Linked DNA regions of Homo sapiens: region 2 is linked to region 1. Evidence: chromatin loops called from intact Hi-C (ENCODE). Cell type or tissue: natural killer cell. All regions are shown on one strand. Links, peaks and the distances in the headings refer to the core of each region. The heading gives the core; the rest is flanking DNA. Region 1 overlaps CHST12 (carbohydrate sulfotransferase 12). Region 2 overlaps EIF3B (eukaryotic translation initiation factor 3 subunit B).

What was found. A loop is a pair of places that touch in the nucleus more often than their neighbours do. Peaks named below come from ENCODE experiments on the same cell type or tissue, not always from the same donor. Only the 100,000 strongest peaks of a DNase experiment are listed, where the experiment ranks them.
Region 2: a loop joins it to region 1, with 5 times the contacts of the local background. A loop is called at or near these places in 31 of 110 quality-filtered maps.

The regions. Positions count from the first base shown.
Region 1 is chr7:2,416,940-2,419,845 of GRCh38, reverse strand. The region is part of intron 1 of CHST12 (carbohydrate sulfotransferase 12); the gene reads right to left. Among named protein-coding and RNA genes, the nearest start is that of CHST12, 15 kb to the right of the region's middle. In natural killer cell, for the core only: no CTCF peak of the experiment used is centred there; a DNase peak (open chromatin) is centred at 1,465; H3K27ac peaks cover 1,987 bases.
Region 2 is chr7:2,363,469-2,366,374 of GRCh38, reverse strand. It overlaps EIF3B (eukaryotic translation initiation factor 3 subunit B), which reads right to left. Exons shown (of 19, transcript NM_001037283.2): 5 at 2,615-2,743; 6 at 1,846-2,003; 7 at 1-58. Among named protein-coding and RNA genes, the nearest start is that of EIF3B, 10 kb to the right of the region's middle. In natural killer cell, for the core only: a CTCF peak has its summit at 1,379 (motif pointing right); a DNase peak (open chromatin) is centred at 1,364.

The DNA.
Region 1 (2,906 bases), core at 110-2,609:
AGAGCTTTAGTTTTACAAGATGAACATAGTTCTGGGGCTGGAGGGTGGTGATTGCTGCAGAGTGATGTGAACGTGCTTAACACCACCAAACTGCATGCTTAAAAATGGTTACAATGGTAATTTTTTTTTTTTTTTTTTGAGACGGAGTTTTGCTCTTGTTGCCTAGGCTTGAGTGCAGTTGCACAATCTCAGCTCACTGCAACCTCTGCTTCCCGGGTTCAAGCGATTCTCCTGCCTCAGCCTCCTAAGTAGCTGGGATTACAGGCTCCCACCACCATGCCTGGCTAATTTTTGTATTTTTAGTAGAGACGGGGCTTCACCATGTTGGCCAGGCTGGTCTCGGACTCCTGACCTCAGGGAATCCACCTGCCTTGGCCTCTCAAAGTGCTGGGATTACAGGCGTAAGCCACTATGCCCAGCCATTTTTTTTTTTTTTTTTTTTTTGGAGACAGGGTTCCACTCTATCATTCAGACTTGAGTGCAGTGGCGTGATCTTGGCTCACTGCAACCTCCCCACTCAAGTGATCCTCCCACCTCAGCCTCCTGAGTAGCTGGGTTACAGGTGTGCACCACCACGCCTGGCTAATTTTTGTATTTTTAGTAGAGATGGGGTTTCACCATGTTGACCAGGATGGTCTTGAACTCCTGGGCTCAAGTGATCTACCTGCCTCGGCCTCCCAAAGTGATGGGAATACAGGCATGAGCCACCACGCCCAGCCAAGTTTTAATTTTAAAAGGCGGTTTGGACAGCCAGACATGGTGGTTCATGCCTGTGATCCCAGCAATTTGGGAAGCCAAGGCAGGGGGATTGCTTGAGCCAAGGGGTTCAAGACCAGCCTGGTCCACACAGTGAGACCTCATGTCTACAAATAATTTTTAAAATTAGCTGGGCATGATGGCACACACCTGTGGTCCCAGTTACTCTGGAGGCTGAAGTGGGAAAATGGCTTGAACCCAGGAGGTCAAGGCTGCAGTAAGCTATGATTGTGCCGTTGTACTCCAGCCTGGGTGACAGGGTGAGACCACATCCCAAAAAACAAAACAACAACAACAGCAACAGAAACAACAGCTTGGACATACAAGAATGTCTGGCCCAGTGACTGACACAGCTCCGGCCTGAAGCCCACGTGACTTTTGCTACCTTCTGGGCAGGAGAGAAGCATTCAGGGAAGGGTCCGATAGAACCGCTGGGCTGAGCACTGCGGTCATGATCCCACCTGCTTCCAAAACACATCATGGGCAACACTGAAGCCATAAAGTAATTTTTCATTAAAAAGAAATAGGACATGATTTCCAAATGCAAATCTCCCAGTGTTTCAACAAAAAGCCCCCTGTGATTTGAAGCAGAGCACGCAGAGGCATCTCAGATGAACAGACGTATAACCCGCCTGCGGCACACCAACCGTGGGCTGCTGCCTCCAGCAAGGGAACCCACAGAGCAAAGTTTCACCTAGAAGCATCATCCGCCAGGAAACTGTAGCGGTGGAGGTGCTTTTCCACGGCGGCTGTGTCAGATGCCCTCATAAATGGCACTGAAAATTATTAGGTTAGGTTTAAACGCAAACACTGTGGTTAGGCTGACAGAGTTGTGTCTTAGCTCCGGGTGGGGCTGTTAAATATTTCTTTGCTCACACACAACATGCAGGGCATGAAGCCAGGGGCAGACTCTGCAGCCCCAGGGAGCAAGTCCATGCCGGCTGCCCACGCAAGGCCACTGGTCCAAATACTCATGCTGACTGTGGGCAAAACACTAGAGAAAGAAAAGGCAGCTAGCACAGACAGCTATGGCCTTAGCTCACTCGTGTTCAGCTGTGTGTCACCGTGACGTGACCACAGCCATCCTGCTCTGGAAGACACTGCCACATGGCCAGATCTATATTAAGCCCCCCAGAAGCGCATTTTCCACATTGTTACAGCAGAACTGACATCGATCACACAAAAAGGTCACGTAATACGTGGCTAATTTTATGTGTCAACTGGACTGGGCCGTGGGGTACCCAGATATTTGGTTAAGCATACTCTGACTGCGTCTGTGAGCATGTTTCTGGAGGAGAGTAACATCCAAATGGGTGAACTGAGATATCGGATGCCCTCCCAGTATGAGAGGGCCTCAGCCAGTCCACTGAAGGCCCAAGTACAACAGAAAAGTGGAGTAAGGCCAGGTGTGGTGGCTCATGCCTATAATCACAGCACTTTGGGAGGCCAAGGCAGGCGGATCAGTTGAGGTCAGGAGTTCGAGACTAGCCTGGCCAACATGGTAAAACCCTGTCTCTACTAAAAATACAAAAATTAGTCAGGCCTGGTGGCACATGCCTGTAATTCCAGCTACATGGGAGGTTGAGGCAGGAGAATAGTTTGAACCTGGGAGGCGGAGGTTGCAGTGAGCTAAGATCACACCACTGTACTCCAGCCTGGGCAACACTGTGAGACTCCATCACAAAAAAAAAAAAAAAAAAAAGTCAGACATGGTGGCGCACACCTGTAACCCAGCTACTCAGGAGGCTGAGGCAGGAGAATTGCTTGAACCCAGGAAGCAGAGGTTGCAGTGAGCTGAGATCACGCCACTGCACTCTAGCCTGGCCAACAGAGCAAGACTCTGCCTCAAAAAAAAAAAAAAAAGGTAGAGTAAGAGAATCAACTCTCTCTGCCTGCCTGTCTTTGAGCTGGGACATTGGTCTTCGTCTTTGGACTCCGTCTCAGACTGGAGTCATACCATTGGCTCTCCAGGGTCTGAATTTCTCAGCCTCCGTAATTGTGTGAGCCAATTTCTTATCATCAATCTCTTTGTATACACATTGCAAAAGAAAAATAAAATCTCAGGACCCCGAATTCACCAAGCTAAAGGGAAAGTTAAGCTTAACAACCAAGTTACGCAAAAGAAAAGCTGCCTTCTTTTCTTTCCCAGA
Region 2 (2,906 bases), core at 118-2,617, 53 kb after region 1:
GATTATGGCCTGAGGGTCATCCTGCGTGTCCATCAGGGGGCTAAAGGTCACCAGGTACCTAGAAGAGAAGGGCAACACTGTACACTATCCTCCTCTCACGAGAGGATCACAGTCTGTCTGTGCGGCCAGAACACGCCGTCAGAACTCGCGGAACCAGCTCTCTCCCCAAACCCCACACTGCCCGGCCCCAAGAGACCCAAGCGGAAGCGGGAAGCAGCGGCGCTTGTTCATTCTGGTGTCAATACGCTGCAGGCGCTCCGGTTTCTCCAAGATCAGCACAGAAGATCTCACCGATCCCACACAAGGCTGCTAAGTGATCCAGAGGGTGGCGCAGTGTGGAACTCTATCTTTACCCATGTTTAATAAAGACTAACAAGTTAAAAAAATACGGCTGGGCGCAGTGGCTCACACCTGTAATCCCAGCACTTTGGGAGGCCGAGGTGGGTGGATCACCCAAGGTCCGGAGTTTAAGACAAGCTTGGCCAACCATGGCCGACATGGTGAGACCCTGTCTCTACTAAAAATACAAAAATTAGCCGGGCGTGGTGGCAGGCACTTGTAATCCCAGCTACTCAGGAGGCTGAGGCAGGAGAATAGCTTGAACCCGGGAGGTGGAGGTTGCAGTGAACTGGTATCGTGCCACTACATTCCAGTCTGGGCGACGCATGAAACTCAGTTTCAAAAAAAAAAAAAACAAAACAAACAAACAAACAAACAAACAAAAAAACAAGTCCCATCCAGTTCGAAAGCCAGCACAGGTCTGATAGAAACTTCAGAGCCTGGGGGCTCCTCCCAGCCATGATTTACCTGACTGCTGGCTTGTCTGGAGCTACTGCACCTGCTTACTCAGTTCACACAAAGTGTGTAACAGACGGTCCCTTACAACACCAGAGGGGAAGGCAGACACAACCCATGAGGGCGAAAACAGAGCGGCCCCAGCTCGCCTCGCACTGCCTTCCACAACTGCCCCTTTCCCTAGAGTGGCCCCCGTTCGCCTCACACTGCCTTCCACAACTGTCCCTTTCCCTAGAGTGGCCCCAGCTCGCCTCACACTGCCTCCCACAACCGCCCCTTTCCCTAGCAGGCCTCCGACAGCCGGATTAGCTAGATCAAAAATCACGGCTCGGCCAGGTGCGGTGGCTCACGCCTGTAATCCCAGCACTCTGGGAGGTCAAGGCAGGAGATCACTTGAGCCCAGGGGTTCAAGACTACCTTGTACAACAAAGTGAGACCCCCATCTCTACAAAAAATAAAATTAGCCATATGTCATGGCGTGTGCCTGCGGTCCCCGCTACTCAGGAAGGCTGAGGTGGGAGAACCGCTTGACCTGGGAGGCTGGGGTTGCAATGAGCCTGCAATGGTGCCACTGGGTGGCGCCAAGCCTGGGTGATAGAGGAAGGACAATTTATTATCTGTAAAATACGTGACCTTAGACTAGATCCTGAACTGAAGGAAAGTAAGTATTATACAGAACATTATTAGGTCAAGTAACAAAATCAGAATATGGCAATACATTGAAGTATTAAATGAATGGTAAATCCCTGAAGTCAGTACCCACACTATGGTCACACTAACAAAATCCTATTTCTAGGAATACACATTCAGGGCTAAAGGGACATGTTATTTCAACTCACTCCCAAATGGCTCAGGAAAAAATATCTGTATAGGAGATGATGACGTAAATGCAACCAAATGTGAGAAGATCTCAGTAAAAAGCTTATTAGCGTTCTGCATACTCCCGTATTTTTCTACTAAGTTTGAAATGCTACAAAATGAAAGATCACCTGTAGAAGGCTGGCATGGGGTGAAATGCATAGACTCCCCTGTGTTTTTCTAGCAGCTTACCTTTCACAAGGTGAGAAGTCAATAAGCTGAACCCCTTGGTGGCTGAATCTCTGAATTTGCTTGAATTTCTCTCCCCCCCATAGAGCAATGCCTCTTTGATGAAAGGTAGCCAGGTAGGTGCCCTTAGGAGACCAACGCACATACGTCTCTGTCCATCTCTGCAGAAAAAGGCAGTGCCAACGTTAATACAACAAAATGGCAAACACAAAGACCCCTCCTACAATGAATTTATCCTACAATGAATCTGTTCTACAAACTTTTTTTTTTTTTGAGACGGAGTCTCGCTGTCTCCCAGGCTGGAGTGCAGTGGCGCAATCTCAGCTCACTGCAAGCTCCACCTCCCAGGTTCATGCCATTCTCCTGCCTCAGCCTCCCGAGTAGCGGGGACTACAGGTGCCTGCCACCATGCCCAGCTAATTTTTTTGTATTTTTAGTAGAGACGGGGTTTCACCGTGTTAGCCAGGATGGTCTCAATCTCCTGACCTCGTGATCCACCCACCTTGGCCTCCCAAAGTGCTGGGATTACAGGCGTGAGCCACCGCGCCCGGCCTATTCTGCAAACTCTTAAGTGAAATACACAAAGCCTGTTCACTTCTCAGGATTTACTTCAAAGCTGGAAGAGGAATAAAAGAAGTTGTTTTCAGAAAGTAATCTCAAAGAAAATATAACGTCACCTGCTCTTCCAGTTTTCTGATAGAAACAAAGTTCCACTTTGTTAAGGAAATACAGGAGAGGTGAGTCCCCGCCCCCAGCAGCAGCAAATACACACCGCTCTTTCTTCAATTGAGACAGGGTCTTTTACGTCATTCCAGAATATGGAAGTGCGGTCTCCACTCTCAAAAATCACACTGTACTGATCTCTGCATTCTGCCTCTTCAAGCCAGTAACGTAAGTTCCCCTTAAAAACAAAGACAAGGAATATAACATTTCATTAATTTTAATAAAAAACTCATTCACAACTATTGCTCTTAAAGATATGACAAGTTCAGTCCACATCTTAACTCCCAAGTCACACCCTAACCTCAAGTCAAGACACCGTCTAGCATTTCTTTTTTTTTTGA